2 separate regions of the Homo sapiens genome follow, and region 1 is linked to region 2. Evidence: chromatin loops called from intact Hi-C (ENCODE). Cell type or tissue: pancreas. All regions are shown on one strand. Each heading gives the region's core, and the rest is flanking DNA. Links, peaks and the distances in the headings are about the cores only. Region 1 overlaps SH3PXD2A (SH3 and PX domains 2A). Region 2 overlaps SH3PXD2A (SH3 and PX domains 2A).

Region 1 (11,497 bases), core at 1,478-9,477, 120 kb after region 2:
CATTTCTGCAGATCTGCTCTCAGCCAGCTCACTGACCCCTGGTTTACAGAATGGCAGGGTTGGAGGGGGACTGAGGCCAGCTCAGCTGACATTCTCCAGGGACCTGCATAGTTCCAGCAGCCCCGCAGGGCAATGCTTCCTCCCACTTGCCCCAGAACCTGAGGGCTAGAAAGTCGTACTCATTTCAGCCCTTCTCCAACCTGAGGCCTTCGGAACCCTCTGAGCTCACCTGAGCTCTATTAGAAAGTCTCAATCAGATTGATTGATAGATCAGACAAATGAATTCACTGGTGATGGTGCTGTTTAGTTAGAGCTATTAACAGTTAGAGCTGGAAGAAACTTCAGAATGTCTTGAACCTGGATTTGCCTCAGCTGTGTTCCACAGGGCGTCACTAGGAGTTGTCTGGAAAATCAGCACCGCAGTCAAATACCTGTGGGTAAAGCTAGAGGCAGGAGGGAGTGGATCAGGGCATAGGCTCTGGACTCAGCCTGATTCAAAATTTTGCTACTTACAGCCGGACGCCATGGCTCATGCCTGTAATCCCAGCACTTTGGGAGGCCGAGGCAGGTGGATCACTTACTTGAGGTCAGGAGTTCGAGATCAGCCTGGCCAACTTGGTGAAACCCCGTCTCTACTAAAAATACAAAAAATTAGCCTGCTGTGGTGGCACGTGCCTGTAAATCCCACCTACTCAGGAGGCTGAGACAGGAGAATCGCTTGAACCCGGCGAGGGGGAGGCTGCAGTGAGCTCAGATCGGGCCATTGCACTCTAGCCTGGGTGACAGAGTGAGACTTTGTCTCAAAAAAAAAAAAACAAACAAACAAACAAAAAAAACAACTCTTTGCTACTTACTAGCTGTGAGGCCTCAGGGAATTATGTAAACTCTCTGTGCTTTAGTTTCTTCTTCTGTAAAACTGAAATCATAGTCATACTGTCCTCTTAGAGTTGATGTGCTGATTAAATGACACAGTCCTACAGGATATTGTTAGTAGTAGTAAATGCTGGCTTGTACAAAGCTCTACAGGTTTCTTTCCTGCAGGATTTCTCAGAGGCTTTGTGATGGTAACAAACATGGTGATCCCCAAGGCCAAGATGGGGGGACCCTCAAGGCAGATTTCACATGTGCTCACAGAGCTCATTTCACCTCATCAGGGAGTTCTTCCATGAGACATACTTCGGGATTCCATTTTATCTTGGAAGAAATGACAACCAGAGAGGTGAAGTGAGCTGCCTAAGGTCACACAGCAAGTATATAACTGCAGAACTGGAACTAGAATTGACTCCTGTCTCCCATTCCAGTGCTCTTTCAAGTGTTCATCACTGCTTTCTCCTAAAGAATGACAATGGCAGCGATGACACTAATGTTATCACGGCTCACATTTACTGAGTGTACTCTTCACCAGCCACTGTGCTCGGCTTCTCATATTCATCTCGCTTAACTTCCTAACAGCTAGGTAGGTGCCACGTCACATCCCAGAGCTCAGAGGGCAGGTAATGCATCCAGCCTCACACAGCCCATAAATGGCAGAGCCAGGACCCAAACCTGCATCTGCCTGCAGCCCTGAGGTCCTGAGGCTCTGAGGCCCTGAGGCTCTGAGGCCCTGACTTTACCACCACGTGGCATACATCATGAATGTCTCATGGCAGAATTTTAGACCTAAGCTGGGGTTGCTAACCCTGATATGCCCATTATCTGGCCCCCTACTCTGCTCTTCTCACAACGGCTGGGCTTGGGGGTGCCCTGGCCCTGGCCATCATCACCAGCCCAGGCTGCGGGGACTCACTGCTCAGCATCACTCTCTCCTGCCAAATGATTTTGGCCAGAGCTGAGCTTTGGCAGCAGCTCTGATGGAAGCTGCTCTGGGCTGAGAGCCTCTTGTCAGCCTGAAATCAGGACGAGCCCTCCACGCGGCTCCCCTCAGGGCTCCCCGTTAAATAAAGATGCTGCGGTTGTTCCACCAAAAGGCCTCTTTGTCTGAGGCCCTCGTGGCCCACGCGTCCTCTGCCTCCGGAATGTGGGTCTCTGTCGGCATGAAGAGCCCCTCTGTTCCCTGCCAGGGCTGGGTGAGCCATGGCTGGCCAGGGTCTGTGCTTAGGGTGAGTGGCAGCACACTGAGCGGGGAGGGCACTAGTGCTGTGGGCCGCTGAAACCCGCCCTCTCCTGCCCTGCGTCCCTCCTTCTCCCTTTCAGGGTGGTCACCCGGCAATGACTTTGCACAGAGCCGGGATCCCTGGTAATGGTTTCCTCCTGCCTTCTGCCCATCCCGACCCCATTGGCACTCTCTCCTGGGGCCCCCTGTCCTCCCTGACTTTCTCTCCCTCCCTCTTGCTCCCTGTCTGTCTCTCTCTTTCCTCAGTTTTTCATTTCCTTTTCCTTCTACCCTTCCCAAGGAGAACACAGCATGGACAGTGTGCGTTAAATGAGAACTTGAATATTCTGGAGGCATGCTCCACCCATCTGACCTTCACAGCTTGGGGCTGGATTCTGCCCCTTTCCTCACTTATGGCTTCACCCCCAGCAGCCTCAGTGTCCCCATCGTATGTGGAGGCAATGATGTCTACCTCCAGGACAAAATGGGGTGACATGTCATTAGATTTGCTCTCTCTCATCCCTGTAAAACCAGGCACAGCCCCATATGCAGCACACACTGCAAAGCCCTCACTGTTTGGTGGATGACTGGAGGAGTCAAGGGGCCAAGGATAGGGCCTGACACATAGCTGCTCATTTAATGTTAATTTTCCTTTTCTGTTTTTTGCCTGTTGATGGAGATGTGTTATTTCAGAGACCCTTGGAGAGCCATGACCCCTGAAAGGAATGACTGAGGGTTACATCATGCTCTCTTATCTGCCATGGTCTGGTCTTACCTCATCTTGCCTGGGTGTGGGTTTGGCATCGAGAAGGGCCCATCTTGATAGGATGCCTGGTGCTAGATGGCACACTTCAATTGTTATCTAACTAGCTCAGAGAATAACTAAACCATTACTTTCCTCTTCCTCAATATTATAATTCTATAGATGCAACCTAAGATTATATGTGGGTTTTTTGCCCCACTATCATGTCCCATAGCTACTGGATATTGGGCTTATAGACATGGAAACCTTCACTACCTTATCCATTTTTCATTCATTTCTTTAAACAAATATAAATCAAGTGCCTGCTCTGTCAGGTACTCTACTAGGATCTGGGGACACAGAAATCAACCAAACAGACTAAAATCGCGCCTGCATGGAGCTTACCTTCCAGTGAGTCTTTCCCACCCTCCGTGGGTGCCTGTGGGCAGGCCACATGTCTCCCTGCACCTCTGTCTCCTCACCCGTAGTATGGGGATGGGAATTGTGCCCTCATGAGGACGACCCTCATGAGAATTTCCTGGAACGACACTCACAGACTTACTGTACTTGGCCCAGGAGCCACTGGATCTAGGCCTTGCATCTGAAGCTGGTCGTGGTGTGTGAGGTTTCAGGAGGCAGGGGTATGGGACAGGGTCCTGTCTTATAGACCAGGTCTCATCAGGAGTTTCTCACAAACCCTGTGTTTGTTGACTCCTCCAGTCCTGGGTTTTCCTGTCTTCTCCTGGCTCTAGCCCTCGGCTCCCTGTCCCCGTCCCTCAGCTCTGCTTTGGTAGTGTTCTCTCCTGTCTGTTTGGACCAGGGGATCCTTCCTTGCCCCAGTATTTCTCCCCATACTAAATTGAGGGGCCCAGAAAACGGGGCTACACCCGGCCTCACCCTACACCCCCAACCCCTCCATGTCGGACTGGGCCAGGTCAGGGTCCTGCGTGCTGGTGTGCAGCATGAACTCTGACTGCCTTCTTTTTATTTTATTTTGTTTTATTTTATTTTATTTATTTTTATTTTTATTTTATTTATTTATATTTTTTTGAGACAGAGTCTTGCTCTGTTGCCCAGGCTGGGGTGCAGTGGCACGATCTTGGCTCACTGCAGCCTCTGCCTCCTGGGTTCAAGCGATTCTCCTCCTGCATCAGCCTCCCGAGTAGCTGGCATTACAGGCGCCCTCCACCACACTGGCTAATTTTTGTATTTTTCGTAGAGACGGGGTTTCTCCATGTTGGCCAGGCTGGTCTCCAACTCCTGACCTCAAGTGATCTGCCCACCTCGGCCTCCCAAAGTGCTGGGATTACCGGCATGAGCCACCACGCCTGGCCTAACTCTGACTACCTCCTGACCTAGTGCCTCACTTTCCAGCTGCAGACTCTCCCCATGCCTGGATGACAGGCTCACAGCTGGCCCACGCACTTGCCATGACTACTGTTTCCCATAGAATGCCCACTCCTCCTCTCTGCTTGTCCAAACCCTGCAAACTCCACAAGCCGTGCTCCTGCCCACTCTTCTAAGAAACCTTTCCACACTCTTCAGTTTACATTGTTTCTCCAGGCATCCTCAGCTTGGCCTAAAACAAGGCCCTGCTAGTCATGCCCCTGCCCACCTCCTATGGCCCCTCTCCCTTGCTCTGGGTCCTCAGGCCGCACTGGCCTTCATTCATCTCCTGAAACCAACATGCTTGATCGCTCCACCTCCACCTTGACCAGTTAATTGTTATCCATCCTTCAGAACTTAGCTTTAAAGAGTCCTTCCTGAAACACTGGCTCCCCATCTTCCACATCTTCTTGGGTTCTATCAAACTCCATCATAGTGCTTTGTTGTCCTTGGCAGCAATTATCAACTTGTCATGAAATAATTAATTTTGTGGTCAGTGTTTAGGGAGTGTGAATGCCTGGTGCAGCTGGAGCGTGGCTAGTGGAAGACAAGGCTGGGAGGACGTGACCTTGGACTGTTAGGTTATGGATCTTGGACTTATTCTGTGTGCAGAAGGGAATTCCCTCAGGGTTCCTGCAGAATGATTAGCTCCTGAGGACCCTAAGACCCAGGGTTCCAGGGTTCAGTGGTCTTTTTTTTTTTGTTTAAGTCAGTTGTTTAGTTGGTTGACTGGCTGGTTGGATGGTTGGTTGGTTGGTTGGTTGGTTGACTGGATGGTTGATGGGTAGGTTGATTGGATAACTGGTTAGGGGTTTTCTTGTTGTTGTCTTGTTGGTTTGTTGATTAATTGGCTGGTTGGTTAGTTGGTCAGTTAGTTGGCTGGCTAGTTAGTTGAGAGAAATGGATAGAAAGAGGGAGGGAAGGAAGGAAGGTTGGTTGTTTGATTCGTTATTTGATTGGTTGATTTGTTGATTAGTTTTCTGGGTGGACAGGTGGGTGGCTGGTTGACCATGTCTTCCATGGCTCAGTTCTTGAGCCTCTCTGTCACTGTTGGTGTAAGGTGACACTGTCTTGGTTTTCCTGTTCCCAAGTTCATCACACCTAATGCCCTTTCTTCCTGTCTCTCCACAGGCACTTGTCCGGCTGCCCCCCCACATCTCACAGTGTGACGAAGTCTTCCGGTTCTTCGAGGCTCGACCCGAGGATGTCAACCCTCCAAAAGAGTAAGTAATAGCTCAGGCCTCTCCTGTGTGCTGGGGAGGCGTGGGCTAAAGCAATGGCCAGCCTGGGGAGGCTGAGGCTGTGGGAACACAAGCAGAAGGTGAGCTAGCAGGGCCAGCCGGGCTAAAGAACAGTGGTCCAAAGGAATGGGGGACATTATTCCCCAGGCTCCTAGTGCCAGAGCCCACTCTTCATTTTCCTTTACCCCAGGGCTGCAGGGAAGAGTGTCTCTGCATTTGTGGAGCAGATTTTCCTACAAACTCTTTCTGGCTCACAGGGTTGTTACAAGGAGCAGATGAGATAACAGAAAATATAATGGTCATGCCATCGAGACCACTCAGGGCTAGCACAGTCCTTGCTCTTCGCTGTTATGGCTGCAGAGGTCCCAGTGTGCACTGCCCAGGATGAAAACTCACCTGCCAAATAACAGCAGTCCTGGGCTGCTACAACAGATTTTATAATCATCATAAAAAATCATAATGAATTTACCCAGTATCTTTTATGTATAGCATTTTATGATAGGCATTACCATATTCAATAGTCCTATTTACAGAGGAGGAAACCATGGCTCGGTGAGGTCAGGTGCTTTTCCCCCAGAGTCATGCAGATGGTTTGATAGGAGACAGGACAAAACCTGAACCTAAGTCTGTGGTTCCTAGTGGCCCAGTGCTGGCTAATGTTTCCATGTTTGGAGAGAAACAGGGAACCATGCAGGTCTTTTTTCTCTCTGAAATTGGGATGCTGTGGGTGGTGGTAAAGATGGCCCACTCAGCCATGCTGGTTTCTCACACCCAGGACCCGACTCCATCCAGATGGCCATGCTCTCTTGCTCAGAGCATTCTGCTCACCTGCAGTCCCCAGCATAGGTTCTCATTGGAGAGAAAAATTCAGCTCCCACCCAGGAGCTGGTGGGCAGAAGGCAGGGAGGGGTGTTGGGTAAGAGAGAGGGTTGGGGAGAGGACTTAAGGGGATGCTGATGAATCAGCTCACTCCATAGCTATCCCCTGGAAGCTTAAAGTACCGGATGGGTGAGAGAGAGGCAGATGGGGTGGCTACTACAGAGGGAAAGGAGAGAGTAGGACACAGGAACCCTCTGGGCCAGGTGGGGAGAGGCAGGGGGAACCTGGTGATGGGGAGGAGAAAGCCTGAAGATGAGGGTGAGCATTGCGTGGCTCTGGAGGTGCCATTCACACTGCACTTTCTGTGAATGTGCCCATGAGGTTGTAGAATATGTGGCCTGCACACCCATACATGGCAGTCCTGCCTAAAGGGACCCTTCTGTCTTCACGCATGCTAAAAGACTAATAGCCTGAAATAGCCTGGGCATTTCGAGGGAGGAAAAAGCAGCTCCGAGGCCCACCTGGCCTAGCAAAGACCATCTTCACTGATGGCTGCCTCAGGCAAGAAACAAGCACTGTGAACCATCAGGAGCTTATCAGTAGCTTGGTTCACAGCGTGAAGCAGTGGAAAGCCACAGGGTATAGGATGCAAAGTATTGAGTTCACGTCCCAGTTCTGCTGCTACTAGCTGTGTAATGTCCAGGCAGATCCCTCGTAACTTCCCCAAGCCTTCCTGTGGTCCCTAGTGGCTCAGTGCTGGCCGAAGTTTCTACATTTAGAGAGAAACAGGGATGAATCTTAAATTCAGCTGATTGAAAAAAAAAAAAAAAAAGCTAGGCATATTGGCTCACACCTGTAATCCCAGCACTTTGAGAAGCCAAGGCAGGTGGATCTCTTGAGCCCAAGAGTTCAAGACCAGTCCTGGCAACACAGTGAGACCTTGTCTCTACAAAAAATTAAAATTTAAAATGTAAAATTTCAGAAGAAAGAATAGCGAGAAATAGGGAACCATCTGTAAAAAGGGAATAGTGATTAAGCCCTGTTTTTGCTACCTCCAAGGGTTATCCATGAAACTCAGATGATGAGAGGTTTGCACCAGGGCTTGTATATTCTTTTTTTTTTTTTTTTTGAGACAGAGTCTCGCTCTGTCACCCAGGCTGGAGTGCAGTGGAGCAATCTCGGTTCACTGCAACTTTTGGCTCCCAGGTTCAAGCAATTCCCTTACCTCAGCCTCCCTGGTAGCTGGGATTACAGGCACATGCTACCATACCTGGCTAATTTTTGTATTTTTAGTAGAGACGGGGTTTCACCATGTTGGCGAGGTTGGTCTCGAACTCCTGAGTTCAAGTGGATCCACCCGCCTCAGCCTCCTAAAGTGCTGGGATTATAGGCATAAGCAACTGCGCCCGGCCAGGGCTTGTATATTCTTATCCCCACATTACAGATTACAAAACAGGAGCTCACAGCTAGAGCGGGAATTTGAACCCAGAACTTCCAGGTTGCAAGCAGAAGCCCACATTCATCTGTTTCTCCCACCTGCTTCACTGGTTTGGGGACTGTGGTCCTGAAGCTCCTCAGGATCTCCTTTCTGTCCCCACCTGTCTGCGCTCCTGCCCCTTCCTTCTTCATCCTTGCCTTGCCTCAGGGCAAGGGAAGGCTCTGAGCCTGGCAGCAGTATCCCTGGGTCCTCACCTGACCCGCCCTTGCCCAGCTGTGATGTTCTCTCCAAGCCTCTCATTTTCTGTCCTTGCATGGGGAGAGAGGAGATGCTCCTCCCTACGTGGGTGGCTGTTGGGATCCCCCGTGATCGTGTGCCTGGCCACGGGGGAAAAGGATCAGGATCGTTGATGGTGGAGGCAGCAGGTGTATCGCCACAAAAGCAGCTGACCCAGCCTGTGATCCATGCCTCCAAACCTGCTCTTTGCCAGTCAGCTGAATCCGTCGGCCTCACTTCATTCATGGCATTAAGTTAGCCTTTTGCCCACCTCTAGGAGGCCCTTGAGGAACAGTGGAAACCAGGCTCAGCAAGACACTTGGCTGTTGGGGAGGCAGCAGGCCATGGCTTTGTGGGGCCAGGCTCTGGGGCCAGGCCCTGCCACTTAAGGCTCAGTGATCTTTGGCCATTTGCTCAATGTCTCTGCATTTCTGTTCCCCTAAAATGAGATAATGCAGAACTCACGAGCTGGTCAAGAGGGTTTACTCAAATAACCCGGCCAGGTGCTACTGGTGCACAGGAAGTGCTCCACACCTGTGTTCATGGAAGGCTGGGGAACAGAATGGAATGTGTGCACGTTCCGTCCCTACCTGACTTTTGCAGGGAGGGGCTGTGAAGCATTTGGCCGCTCCATCACCAGGCCAGCAGGGGTTATCTGCCTCTTTCTTGAGGTGGTATTGGCCACGTGGGCCAGTTCACCACTGGTCTGGCAAGTTATGGGCCTGGGAATAGGAATGCCTCCAGCCCCAAGACAGGTCTGAGGCTCAGGAAGTGAGCTCAGCTGTGGCCAGGCAGTTCTGAGGGGCTCCCCCTCCCCGGGCCCGGCCCTGTCTCTGCTCCGCCTCCAGGACCCACCAAGAGAGACCTGTGTTCCCCTGCAGAGTGTGCCTGCCACAAAAGAGCCAGAGCTTGTCCATGACCCTCGGCTGACAGGCTGCCGACGTGTCAGCCTAGTGCCTGCACCTCCTCCCTCTCCGGCTGTTTGGACCTTTCCAGGCGACTGTGCACCTCCCTTCCCTCCAGCCTAGAACATAAACACGGGATCGAGTAACAGCATATTTTGACTCTGGGGCGACTGTGGAGTGGCTTATCAAATTATCAAAGCCTGTGGATTTAATTGGAATTTTGTAGATAACCCCTGGCTTCTTTCAAGTGTGCTGCTGCAGGGTCCATTGAGAATTCATGGGGGCTGGGGTGGGGGACCGTCTTCCCTTTCCATCTTCCAGAGAAGACAAGGTCTGTCACAGCCCAGACTCAGTGGGGGAGGTGGGCAGCAGGCCTGAGCGCCTCGGCTTTGATCCCAGGCCACTCGCTGGCTTCTGCAGGCGGAGAGCCAGACCCATCTCCGGTCAGTTAGTGGTTGCTCTTCCAGACCACTGGCCCTGCACAGAAAGGATGTTCTTCATGGACACCTTTGATGAGCCTGGCACAGAGCAGCCATGGTGGTTTTGCCTCCTCACACGGAAGGATAATGGGATTTGCGCCCTTATGAAAGAGGCTCCAGCAAGGCCCTTGCCCCTTCCATCATGTGAGGACACAGCATTTGCCCCTTCTGCCATGGCAGGACACAGCTAGAGTGCGCCATCTGTGGGGAACCAGCCTTCACCAGACACCAAATCTGCTGACACCTTGATCTTGGACTTTACAGCCTCCAGAACTGTGAGCAATAAATTTCTGTTTTTAAGAAATTACCTAGTGTGGCCGGGCACGGTGGCTCACGCCTGTAATCCCAGCACTTTGGGAGCCCAAGGCGGGTGGATCACCTGAGGTCAGGACTTTGAAATCAGCCTGGCCAACATGGCAAAACCCCATTTCTGCTAAAAATACAAAAATTAGCCAGGCGTGGTGGCACGTGCCTGTAATCCCAGCTACTTGGGAGGCTGAGACAGGAGAATTGCTTGAACCCAGAAGGTGGAGGTTGCAGTGAGCCGAGATCGCACCACTGCACTCCAGCTGGGTGACAGAGCAAGACTCCATCTCAAAAAAAAAAAAAAAAAGAAAGAAAAAAAAAAAGAAAAAGAAATTACCTAGTGTAAGAAGGTACTCTGTTATAACAGCCTGAACAGACTAAGACGCTTGCTGTGTTTATTGTTGGCCCCTCCCACTAGAACACAGGCTCCAGGAGAGTATGAACTTGTCTTTGTTCTGTTCACAGCTGTATCCCCAGCACCCAGAACAGTGCATGTCCCAGAGCAGGGTCTCAGAGGGTCTCTGTTGGATGAATGATTGTTGTCATTCAGCCCTCACTATGGTCTTACATGGTAAGTACGACTGTGACATGATTTTACCAAGGAGCTGAAGGCTCAGGGACATGAAGCCACTCACCTGAAGTCACCCAACTGGCAGGTGCAGGGCCAAGATCCAAGCCAGGCTGGCTGGCCCCAGACCTACGGTTCTAACCACAGCCCTGACCCAACCCATCACTCAGCTCACACCCACTACGCCTTCCCAACCTCGTCAGCACCCGCTCCCCACCTCCACCCCAGCCAGAGTAGGTGGGTACCGGCCTCAGCCCCTTTGATGTTTTCCTTTGAGGATGGTGTGTGTCAGTCTGTTCAGGCTGCTGGAACAGAGTACCATAGCCTGGGTGGCTTATAAACAACAGAAATAAAATTCTCACAGTTCTTATGAAAGAGGCTGGGAAGTCCTAAACCAAGGCACCAGCAGATTCAGTGTCTGGTGAGGGCCTGCTTCTTGGTTCATAGTCATCTTTACCCTGGTGGACAGGGAAACAAGCTCTCTGGGTTCTCTTTTATAAGGCACTGATCTCATTCATGAGGCTAATGACCATAGCCTAATCAGCTCCTACTATATCACCTTGGGCGTTAGGATTTAACATATGAATTTAGGTGGGACACAAACATTTGGTCCCTAGCAGTGTGTTCTTGGAAAGTCAGCAGTTGAATAGGGGTGTATGTGCGTGTGTGTGTGTGTGTGTGTGTGTGTGTGTGTGTGTGTCCTGATTGGGGGGAGGGAGGGGAGCAGAAAGGGAAAGGAAGAGTGTTTGCCTTATTGTATTGGTCACCTCCTCTGTAGTCTACATCATGCTTATTTAAATATTCATTTAAATATTAGGCCACCCACGAAGGTGATGTTATTATCCCCATTTAGCAGATGGGGAAGCGAAGTTGCTAGCAGTTACCTGACTTCCCCAGGCCATGCAGCCAAGTGGGGAGGCAGGCCTTGGAGCCTGGGTGCAGTTCTGTTAGGCCCCTCCAGCCCCCCAGCCCCCAGCCCTTTGCCCTGCAGTCATAAGGGGTCAATGGGCAGGGGTGGGCAAGAGAAGCTTGATGTAGTTTCTTGGTCTCTCCTGTGTGAATTGCTGGGGAGCCATGTGACAGCTTGGGATGAGGAGACCCTTGGTCACCAAATCCCAAAGAAGGCAGATAAAGACATGCCCTTGGCCCCGTGCGGTGGCTTATGCCTGTAATCCCAGCACTTCAGGAGGTCAAGGCGGGAGGATTGCTTGAGCCCAGGAGTTTGAGACCAGCCTGAGCAACATA
Region 2 (11,497 bases), core at 1,288-9,287:
TCTAGAAAACGGCCTCTGGTTTTCCTTCTTTCCAAACCAATCATTTTTTTGTGAACAGGAAAAGACAGAGTTATTCCCAGTCCCATCTCTCCCTGCTGTTACCTGAGCGGAGGAAGTGATATCTAAGTGGCTGAGTTAGCAAAGGGGAAACAGCTGTGGTTTCTGCCACTCCACTGGGCTGCTTTCTCTGTCCCTGTGCTGTCATTTCCCTTTGGCTGGCGAGGAAGCCACCCTCCCCAAGCCTGGGCGGAGGCCCATGGCTGGGTCGGGGTAGACTCTGTGTGTGTGTGTCAATGCAGCATAAATTATGCAGTGGGGCGGGTGGGACAATTTAGCCTGTTTCTGGGATCCCTGGAGCATGAACTTTAGACCTGTTGGAAACTGATCACTCTTACCTGATCTGACCACAACTTCAGGGAGTCAGGAATGGAAGTAATGCCCCATGTTGAGAATGAACTTGCAGGGTGTACCAGGTGGGGTAGGGATTGATGGAGTGTGGGCTGGTTTGCACTTTTGCCTATCACTGTGTGGTCCCTGATGGAGAACCTACGTTGTTTTCCTTTTTTGAGGCGTACTCTCACTAAAGGAGACCTTGGCACGTATTGTATCACCATCATCATCATAGAGCTGTTACAGGAAAGGGGTCCCGATCCAGACCCCCAGAGAGGGTTCTTGGATCTCCAGCAAGAAAGAATTCAGGGCAAGTCCATAGAGTAAAGTGAAGGCAAGTTTATTAAGAAAGTAAAGGAATAAAAGAATGGCTGCTCCATAGACAGAGCAGCCCCGAGGGCCACTGGTTACCCATTTTTATGGTTATTTCCTGATGATATGCTAAACCAGGGGTGTATTATTCATGCTTCCTCTTGTGAGACCATATAGGGTAACTTCCTGACATTGCCATGGCATTTGTAAACTGTCATGGTGCTGGTGGGAGTATAGCAGTCAGGATGACCAGAGGTCACTCTCGTTGCCATCTTGGTTTTGGTGGGTTTTAGCCGTCTTCTTTACTGCATGCTGTTTTCCCTTTTTTTCTTTTTCTTTTTCTTTTTTCTTTTTTTTTTTTTTTGAGATGAAGTCTCGCTCTGTCGTCCAGGCTGGAGTGCAGAGGCGCAATCTTGGCTCACTGCAACGTCCACTTCCTGGGTTCAAGTGATTCTCGTGCCTCGGCTTCCCGAGTAGCTGGTATTACAGGCGCACACCACCATGCCCGGCTAATTTTTTGTTTTTTTTTTTTTGGTGGAGATGGGGTTTCACAGTGTTGGCCAGGCTGATCTCGAACTCCTGACCTCAGGTGATCTGCCTGGCTCAGCCTCCCAAAGTTCTGGGATTACAGGTGTGAGCCACCACGCCCAGCCTACTGCATACTATTTTATCAGCAAGGTCTTTATGACCTGTATCTTCTGCTGACCTCCTGTCTCATTCTGTGACTTAGAATGGCTAAACATCTGGGAATGCAGCCCAGTAGGTTTCAGCCTTGTTTTACCCAGCCCTTATTCAAGATGGAGTTGCTCTGGTTCACATGCCTCTGACACAGCTACCACATATTGAATTCCCATTTTGTGCCAGGCATTGCATGGCCTTTGATTTATAACCTCTGGCCCCAGGGTGGCCATGAAGGTATGCATTTTTAACCCCATTTGACTCATATGGAACCTGAGGTTTGGAGAGTGCAGGTAGCATTGTTAAGAAAGCACAAACCCAGGCAGATGTGACCTCCCTCCCCTTCCCCAGCCTGCGCCTGGTTCTACACCATCACTGTGTCTTACACACTTGGTCCCTTTTCAGGGCACCCAGGGCTACAGGGGCTTCTGTGAGAAGGTGCTCCTCATGGGGAACTTGCCCTGGTTGCTTTTGCCCATCTAAGTGTTCAGAGCATATAGGGATTGTCCCTGTCCTTTGAAGTGACTGCTTTGTAAACTCTTTCATGATAGGCCCAATTCTGACCCAGCGTTATCCCATTTCCTGATGGCCCAGACCCAAAAGGCTATTTTAAGGGACTTGCCTGTGTGGGAGAATTTCTCTCTGTAACAACAGAGGAGGAGGCCTGGCCGGCCTGGCATGGGGCTGGCAGTGGAGCTCCGAGAGGGTGAAACTCTGTCCTGAATTCTGCCTCCTGGGCTGGAACAGATTAGTTGAGCCCTCAGCGCAGTGCCTGGCACCCAGAAGGGATAGAATCACTTCTTGATGAGTGTGAGATTCCCAGAGGTGGCAGCCCAGGGATTTCTGCTGGTCAGAGCCTCAGTGGGCTGGCAAACTGATGCTTCTCTTGCAGAGTTAAGGTCCGTAATAGAACAATGTCTGCACTTTGGTCTCAAGCTGGGATTAATTACTGACTTTAGTCATCACTCATTGGCAACTTGAAGCAAGCAGCCTCATGTTTTTTGTTATTTCTGAACGTGGCAGCTCCCAGGCAGGGGAAGTGGGGATGTCAGGTTAGAGAATGTATGGGTGGAGTCCATTTTAGATGCAGGCACTTGTCTCATTTAATCCCCACAGCAAACCCTGGTCATCATCTGTGTTTTATAGGGGAGGAAACTGAGGCTCAGGGAGGTGCAGCATCTTGCCCCATCACTGGCAGCAACAGTGGGAGCCAGGGTTGCATCCCAGATCTCTTCAGGAACAAAGCCCGACGGCTTTATCTGACAGCTTCCCTAGGGGATGGGGAGCTAGGGAGCTCGTCACATAGGTCCTGGATAAAACCCCAAAGGGCTGAATTAAACCCCAGGTCACCTGCCCATGTGACCCTCCCTCTGAGCCCCTCCCTGAAAACATGATGTGGTTGGAGCGGATGTTAAGATATGATAACAAGCTTGCTATAGGAACAGATCTGTGCCAAGGTCTGGCCTCTATTTGCAGGTTCAAATTTGTATTCCCCTTGAACTCTTGCCCAGGGCCACTTTTGAAGGCCTGGCCCTTCAGAGGGTTCAGCTGCCAGTCTCCACATCCTCCTCTTGGGGATGGTGGATAGCATGGCACTGTGGTAGGGAGCATGGAGGAGTTTAAGTTCCTGGTATTTTCAGCCCCATGCTTGCTTAGGCAAAACCAGGCTCTGGAAACCAGAGTAAGCACTAAGAGAGGGACTTGGGTGCCAGCAGTTGGAAGTTGAGGGCAAGAGGATAGGGGCAGAGCATCGGCAGCTGCTGTCATGGGCTGTGGCTCTGAAGCTGGCTATGAATCACAGCCCTGCCACTCATTAGCTTGTTTCACTTGGCCAAGTTTCTTCACCTCCTGGGCCTCAGTTTCCTAAGTAAAATGGGTATAATAATACTACTACCTAACCCATATGGTTGTTACTCATATGATAACTGTTCCATAAACGGCACTATTGCTATCACCAGCGTTATCATCCTTCTTGATTTTGCTCAGTTTCTGCCATCTCCTGGAAGCTTCCCTGACCTCTCATCTTAAAATGACATTTCCAGTCTACGAATTTTTATAATGTTAACTGTTTTACCTCTCATTTAACACTTACCAAGAATGACCTTGGATTGTTCAGCCTTTGGCAAGCTGATACTTACTCATATTCATTCATTCATTGTTTCATTCAGTCAATATTTGAATGTTTACTATGTGTCAAGCGCTGGGAACACAGCAGGGCAGATAAAAATCCCTGCCCGTTTAGAGCTTACATTCTGGTGTGGGAAAGGAAACAATAAACAAACAAATGACACCCTGTCATTTGCAGCAACGTGGATGGAACTGGAGGTCATTATGTTAAGTGAAATAAGCCAGGTGCGGAAAGACGGAAAGACGAATATTGCTGTCCTCACTCATAGGTGAGAGCTAAAAAGAGTAGATCTCACAGAGGTAGTGAAGAGTAGAATGGCGGCTACCAGAGGCCAGGTGGGAGGAATAAAGAGAGGTTGATTAATGAATACAAAAATACAGTTGGGTAGAAATAATACGTTTTAGTATTTGATAGTACAGTAAGGAAATTGTAGTTAACAATAATCTATTGCATATTTTACAGTAACTAGAAGAACTGGAATGTTCCCAGTACAAATAAAAGATAAGTGTTTGAGGTGATGGATATCCCCATGACCCCGATTTGATTATTACACATTGTATACAGGTATCAAATTATCACAGGTACCCCCAAAATTTGTATAACTATTATATATCATTTAAAAATAAGAATACAATAACAAAATAGGTCAAAAACATAGTGTATGAGATGGGGGTTGAATGGCGTAGGGAAAACTAAAGCCAGGTGAGGGAGACAGGCATGTTGGTGATGGTGGGAGTTGCTGTGCTTTTTTTTTTTTTTTTTTTGAGACGGAGTCTCGCTCTGTCGCCCAGGCTGCAGTGTAGTGGTGCGATCTCGGCTCACTGCAAGCTCCACCTCCCGGGTTCACGCCATTCTCCTGCCTCAGCCTCCCGAGTAGCTGGGACTACAGGCACCCGCCACCACACCCAGCTAATTTTTTTGTATTTTTAGTGGAGACAGGATTTCACCATGTTGGCCAGGATGGTCTTGATCTCCTGACCTCGTGATCCACCCGTCTCGGCCTCCCAGAGTGCTGGGATTACAGGCGTGAGCCACTGCACCCGGCCTTGCTGTGCTATTTTATAGAGGGTGGCCAAGGACAGCCCCACTGTAGAGGTGGCTTTTGAGTAAGACTTGAGGGAGGTGAGGAAGTGAGCCCTGTGGCTATCTGGGGGAAAGTGGTTGAGGGAGAGGGAACAACAGGTGCCAAGGCCCCGAGGTGGCTGGTGTGGCCTGAGTGGAGTGAGAGAGGGGAGAGCAGCAGGTCATGGGGTCAGATAGGGAAAAGGGTCACGTTGAGCCTTGTATCCCTCCCCACCCTGCACAGCATGCTCTGCTCAGCAGTGAGGCCTCATGATGACCTAATGGAGACTGAAACTGGCCAAAACACTGCCAGAGAGGTGGCTTCAAGGACTGCTTGGGGTTTGACCCTGACCCCCTTTAAAAGAGACCTCCTGGGGAAACACAGTCTCCATCAGCAGCGTCATGGGTAGGAACTCCAGGGCCCCAAAGGCAGGGTACACACCAGGAAGCTTCACTGGCTGAACATTATTTTTGTGCCTACTGTGTGCAAGGTGCTGTGTTGAAAGCAGTGCTCCAGCTGGGAGCCAGGAGGCAGGTAGGGGCGTGAATTCCTGCAAAAGCAGCGACCACATCCTTTCATCTTTAACGCCCCCTCCTCATGCTAGCAGAGGGTCTGGATCATGGTGCGTCCTGGATCAGTGTGATAAATCCCTGGACAAAGGCTTCATTCTACTAAAGCCCCTTCCCCTCCGACCTCATACTCCTATTTTTACTGAAGCTTCTAACTTACAGTTGCTGAAGTTAGTTGTTAGAAACTCAAAACACATGTTCCTATCAGTATTGTATCGTAAATGGTGTTAAGATTCTCAAGTCAGCCCACCAAAACTTTTCTCATCCTCAGAGTAGATTTGTATCCCTGACAACCAGATATCTCTAGTTCACCTACAGCATAGGCTAACCTGGGAGCCTAAATGCTGTGTGTAACATCCAGGGAAACTGTCTTCCATTGTTCACAGTGAGAAGGAAACCCTAAGGCTACATAACAATAACAACCGTAACAACAGCAGCATGAACGATGTGCCCGCCACTAAGCACATCACTCATTTAATCCTTGCAACAGACTATGAGAAAAGCACTATTATGGTCCTTCCATTACTCAGAGAGAACAGAGGCAGAGAGAGATGCATGAGATGCATTTACCAATGGTCACAAGCTAGGAAGGGGCAGAGCCGGGTTCAGAGCCAGGCAGCGGGACTCCAGAGTCCTTCGCGAAACCTCTTGTTTCCTGGCCTTCCGGGAATCCCGCCAGCCAGCCTTGCTGCAGCCCAGGGTGGCTGTCTGTAGACCTTACGTTCAGGACACTTGTCATTAGGTGTTAACAAGTGTCAGGGTGAGGGAACAAAAGCCACGGGTGGCCAGTATGAGCAGTTTCTCTTTCTTCTCCCAGACAGGAAAAACCATTTGTTTCTGGAACCTGACACTGCAGGGGGTGGGCTTGGTGTATGTGGCCGCCTTCCTGGGCCATTTACAAGTGCAGCACATGGGTCTGGGGAGGGGGCTGGGCCGGGGTGGCGATGTGTTTATTGGTGGAAGCTAGATTAGGGTGTCTGGCAAGATGTTTTTGACACCTAGACCATTCCACTCAGTGAAACCCAACAGGTGGCCAGGCTGTTGCTTTAGCTGGAAGCGGGGCAACCTCCCCGCCCTGCCCTGTTCAGTTTATTGTTGGAATGAGATGGGTCCTAACCAGTCCTTCCTCTCTTCCCTGGCCCCAAAATAAACAGCAGCTGTTGTTGGCGCCATCATTTCTGCCTCTGCCAGTCTGTCAGCAGCGCTGGGCTCTTGCCTGGCCTTGCCCTTTTTGATTTGATGGCACTGGGCGTTGGGAGCCCTTTACCTTTGCCCTACGGAGCCTGCCCTGCTGACCAGCTGGTGTGCCCTAACATGCCCTCTCCCAGGCCTGGTGGCTGCCCACTGGCACTGTCCTCTCCGGCCCTGTAGTGAGGCATGTGTGCATGGCGGTTGCAAACTCGGACTCCAGAATCTGACATCCATTTGCCCCCTGGTTCGGCTGCTTAGTTGGTGACTTTGGGGAGGTAGTTTAATGCTGAGCCTCAATTTCCTTCTCTGTAAGGGCAGCTGTTAGTATCTGTATCATGGGATGTTGTGGAGATTATGTTGAGGCAGCCAGTGGGAGGCCGACTGCCTGACGGGAATCCCAGCCTTGCCACTCAGGGGCTGCGTGGCCTCTGGGGAGGGGCTGCGTGGCCTTGGGGGTGGGGCTGTGTGGGCTTGGGGGAGGGGCTGTGTGGCCTTGGGGGAGGGGCTGCAGCTTTCTGCACCTCGGTTTTCTCATCTGTAAAACGTTGATAATAAAAGCATCTCTCAGGCTGGTGATGAGGATGGCACGGGTTAATTAACGTAAAACAGAAAACACTCAAAACACTGCCAGGCACAGAGCAAGAGCTCAGTGACTGGAATAGCATATGCTCTCCGTCAGAGAAGGCGGAGCATCCCCTGAAAGAATCCTTCGCATGTGCATGTTCAGAGCTGACACAATTGCTGTTCTCCTGACCTGACTTTTGGGTCTGTACTACCGAGCTAATTTGCTTGGCCTCGTGTCGAACCTGTGATTAGAACTTCCACTTCAGGGTGTAGGGGTGTTGGTGGAACTAGTGATGAAGGAGGCTGGAGGCATGAAAAAAGAGAGTTGGGATTTCTATTCTACTTGCTAGTGGTTCTGCTGATGTAATGTAAGAAATGGAAAGAAGATTATGTCCACAGCCAAGGGCCGCCTTCAGAGCTGGTGAGCAGATCCCACGCGGGGTTGACCATTTATCTGTGCTGATGTGCACGCCCCAAGACGTTCTTCTAGGTCTGTATGTATGTTGATGTTCTGGACACCCTCCCTGTGGGCTGGCAGCTGGGGCCAGCTCATTTTGGCCTCTTCCTGGCTCTGTGCTCTGGGAAACTCTTGCTGTCTTTGGCTTTTCCTTGCTTTTTCTCTCCATTTTGGAAAGATTGTACTGGGAACCCCCATTAGAACATCCAAATGGAAAAATCTTTATTCTCAAAAAGAAAAAAAAGTCATTGGCCCTGATTGTGTTGGGCCACAGTGCCAGATGCCGCCGTGGGCACACCGATGCCTGGTAAAGATCCCCCACTTAGGACCGAGCTGTTACACGGTCTCCCCAGGAGCCTGGTCCTGTAGGAGAGGTGGCTGCCTGTGCTGTTTTGCCTCCCTGGCCTTTGGCAGTCCTTGTCCAAGGAGAGAGGGCAATGGTAGCTCCATTCCCAACATTTGGGGTGCTGCCTTCTGACACATTAGTGAAGAGAATGGTCTGAACCTTAGAGAGGAAAGCAGCAAAGTAGTTCAGAGAGGGGGTTCTGAAACCAGACTGCCTGAGTTCAAATTTCAGCTGTGCCATTTATTGCTGTGTGGCCTTGGGTGAGTCACTTACCCCCTCAGTGCTTGGATTTCCTCTTCCGTTAATATGAGGATAATAGTACCTTCCCCATAGGGTCGTTAGGAGGATTAAATGCCGATGATGGCAAAAGCCCTGCTAAGGTGCCTGGTGCAGAGTTAGTGCTCCATGTTGCTGCCATGATTTGCACCCACACCGCAGGTGAGTCTGCTTCCCATCAGCCCAGAGCCCCTGGGGCCTGACAGGTATATATTTAGAGCCCTTGAGAGGGCCACATGGTGTTTGTGACAGAGGTGTCTTGGATGGAACCTGTGGCATGTTCTAGAGGAAGGGCGAGTGTAAAGATTCAGGCCAGCAGGGGATTTCCTAGCTGAGTTCTGTGAGGAGTCCTTCACCCTGGGGGCTCAGTTTCCGCAGCTAACCATGCCCATGCCTCCCTTGTTGGTTGGCTGCAGAATCAGAGACACCATGAGGCATCCGGTAGTCACTTTCCTTCACGGTGGCTGTTCAAACAGCTGTGAGGCTTGGCGAGGGCCCCAAGAGGCGGCTCAGTGGGCTCTGGCCTTTCCCACTCTTTCCTGCACTCTCCTCTCGAGAGCAGCCCTGAGTTGTGCAGGGCTGTGGGTGCAGCAGGTGACGGTGTCTTCTGCAGGTACTGTGTGTGTCCTAGTTTGCAGAGCTCCTCACATCCACAACTTCTCTGAGGGGTGCTGCTGGGAAGTGCTACAGTTCTCCTGCCTATTTCACAGACAAGGAAAGGCTCAGAGAGGGTCCGTGACTCCTGGAAATATGGTGGGCACTGTTGATGCCTGCCCCACGTCCCCTGGGCTCACCTGAGTTCACCTGCAGTGCCCCAGCTGTGGCATCCAGCACACTGACAGCTCCCCACCTCACCTGTCTGTGTGAGCACTCCCTCCTGGGCCATGGCCCCAGGGAAGCTTGCTCTGCCCAAGTGGGTGCACCTGAGAAAGACTTGGGGAAGGTAGGGGGCTAATTGTCATCCCTGGAACCCACCCTCAAGTGGTGGGGAATGGGAGTTATCAGCCTGGATCCAAGGCCTTGTCTTAGGGTCGGCTTCAGGAAGAACCCAACTAGGATAGCAAACTTCTCCTGCTAGCAAGTGGTAGAGCTAGGACTGAAAACCTCTGTCTGGGACTCCCAGGTCCCCACACCAGGCTGCCTGTCCGGTGGTGCCTGTCTGGAGGTTTATGGGTTTCTCGTTAGAGAGGAGTCAGATAAGAAACTTGTTTGATGAGGTCTTCTTGATAATAAGAGGGCAATTTCCTGAGTAGGTAAAAGAATAGAGGGCTGAAGAATACTTGATAAGTACAACAGCTTCTAGGGGCCCACCAGGGAGGAGCTCAGTCAGTGCAAACACGATAGGCGGGCCTTGGAAACAAGGGAACCCGGCCTTATGTAGACTTGCCTCAGGAAACAAACGAGAGACTTAGGGATAATAGAAATCTAATATCTTCATCCGTCACTCATCAGGCTGGGAGGAGCAGCATCAGTAAGTGTCTAAGGAAACGGAGAGGGGCTGCCGGCTCCTGTGCCCAGGTGCAAGGTGACATATATGAGCAAGACGCTCTGCTTGTTTGTAGTAAAATTCCCTCTGTAAAATCGGGCTAGTTGGCAGAGCATTGGACATTATGAACATGAAAGCTTCTTGTGATGGTGTTTCAAATTGTGGAGACACTAGTGTGTTTTTAGAGATGGTGAGAACATCTTTAAGAAAACAAAGGGAGAAAAGAAGGGGTGTGTGTGTGTGTGTGTGTGTGTACATGTCTGTGAGTGTGGAGTGTGTGTGCACTCGTGTGTTGGGGAATGTTGCATGTGTATGGACATGTCTGTGTGGGGGTTTGAGTGTGGACTGTGTGTGTTGGATGTGTTGTGTGTGTATGGATGTGTCTGTATATGAGTTTGAAGGTGGAATGTGTGTATTGGGGGATGTGCTGTGTGTGTATGGATGTGTCTGTGTGTGAGTTTGTGGAGTGTGTGTGTTAGGGGATGTGTTATGTGTGTATGGATGTGTCTGTGTGTGGGTTTGAGTGTGGAATGTGTGTGTTGGGGATGTATTGTGTGTGTATGGACATGTCTGTGTGTAGCTGTGAGTGCAGTGTGTGTGTGCATGTGTGTGCTGGAGGATGTGTGTGTGTGTAATAAAAGCTGTTGGCATATTCCTGGGGCAATCTTTTATCCTTGAGAGCCCCCTATGATCAGGCTAGGGGGTCCAAGAATACTTAGATTTTAGTATAAAAGGGTCTCATAGATCTTTGCATATACTTACAATAACCACCTTTGATCTTTTCCTCCATTGCCTCTTTGGTGCCAGGCAGGTGCCCATAGACCTCATTTCATGCTCTCAAAAGAGACTGTGTTTCTCCCCTTTATAGATAAGGGGCCTGAGAATCAGAAAGGCTGAGTCACTCACTCAAGGTAACACAACTAGGAAGACGCGGTACTGGGATTTGACCAGCCTTTAGTCCATCCTTTGCTGGTTCCTCGTCCAGTGAAGGGGGAGCTTGGTGAGATTCAGCCAAGCCTTTGCTCATGCTGAAAGGGGCCTCCCTCTCCACTTGGGGCACTTGCTCTAGAAACGTGATTTCTGGCTTCAGTGAAGGCCAAGGAGGAAGTATAGGGAGCAGAAGGCTCTGAGGCCTGGCTGCATGAACTATAGAGTGGTGCAGGTGTGCTGTGAGGACCTGCTTCAGGGAAAAGTTGTTGTGACCCAGAGGAGGGTAGAGCTGCACGGGAGACTGGAAAATCAGCGAAGACTTGGTGAGGGGTTGGGGGGGCGGCCAAAAGACCAGGACGTCCTTGAGTTCACCCCCCTGGGCCTCCAGGAGAAGAGACTGTAGAAAATTCTAGCTGGGTAAAGAACTTTATGTCTAGTTTTCATACCCTGTGAGCATCTGTCAACCTGTTTGTTTACATGGTCTGATTTCTCCACCGTGTGGAGATTCCATATCCAGGTGTGTGAGGATGGGGCAATGCAGATCCATCGTTGTCTGCTAAGCGATTTCACTTCGAATAAGGGAATGGCAGAGAAACAGACCTTCCCAGTCTGGATTCCTGGAAGGGATCGCGGGTGGACATTTCGTCATTGTGAGTTCTTGGCAGACAGAGGCAATGGGGCCACCCGAGTTGCCTGGCTGCTCCCACCCCTGCGAGCTCACGTCAGAGCAGTGGGAAATCCCACGGAAGCTGCAATCCCAGATGCAAGTCTGCATGGGGCATTTGGGATTTACTCCCAGCCTGGGCCTTTCGTACCCTTTGGTTTCCAGAGCTGCTGGGAGAGGGCTTCCTGGTACCTAGCCAGCTTGTGACTCCAAACAACTGCTTGAAAGCAGACAGCTTCTGCCAGTGTCCCCAAGAACCTTAAAGGGCCACCTCTGCCCCACCTGTGTGCTCCAACATCAGCCAAGTCTGGGAGGCAGGCAGACTCATTCAAGGCAGCCTGAGCAGCACAAATGTTGAAAAATTATCCTGCAATAAATTCCCAGGCCCAGAACTATTAAGATAAGTGTGAACCTACTACAGCATTAACTTGCATGTTGGTTCA

Evidence for each region. Peaks named below come from ENCODE experiments on the same cell type or tissue, not always from the same donor. Only the 100,000 strongest peaks of a DNase experiment are listed, where the experiment ranks them.
Region 1: a loop joins it to region 2, with 2.4 times the contacts of the local background. A loop is called at or near these places in 103 of 110 quality-filtered maps.

The regions. Positions count from the first base shown.
Region 1 is chr10:103,718,216-103,729,712 of GRCh38, reverse strand. SH3PXD2A (SH3 and PX domains 2A) reads left to right here. Exons shown (of 15, transcript NM_001394015.1): 5 at 5,352-5,443. Among named protein-coding and RNA genes, the nearest start is that of SH3PXD2A-AS1, 23 kb to the left of the region's middle. RefSeq lists an enhancer at 6,631-7,132. In pancreas, for the core only: no CTCF peak of the experiment used is centred there; no DNase peak of the experiment used is centred there.
Region 2 is chr10:103,834,900-103,846,396 of GRCh38, reverse strand. The region is part of intron 1 of SH3PXD2A (SH3 and PX domains 2A); the gene reads left to right. Among named protein-coding and RNA genes, the nearest start is that of SH3PXD2A, 15 kb to the left of the region's middle. RefSeq lists enhancers at 10,630-11,185, 11,186-11,497. In pancreas, for the core only: no CTCF peak of the experiment used is centred there; DNase peaks (open chromatin) are centred at 2,093 and 5,796; H3K27ac peaks cover 4,090 bases.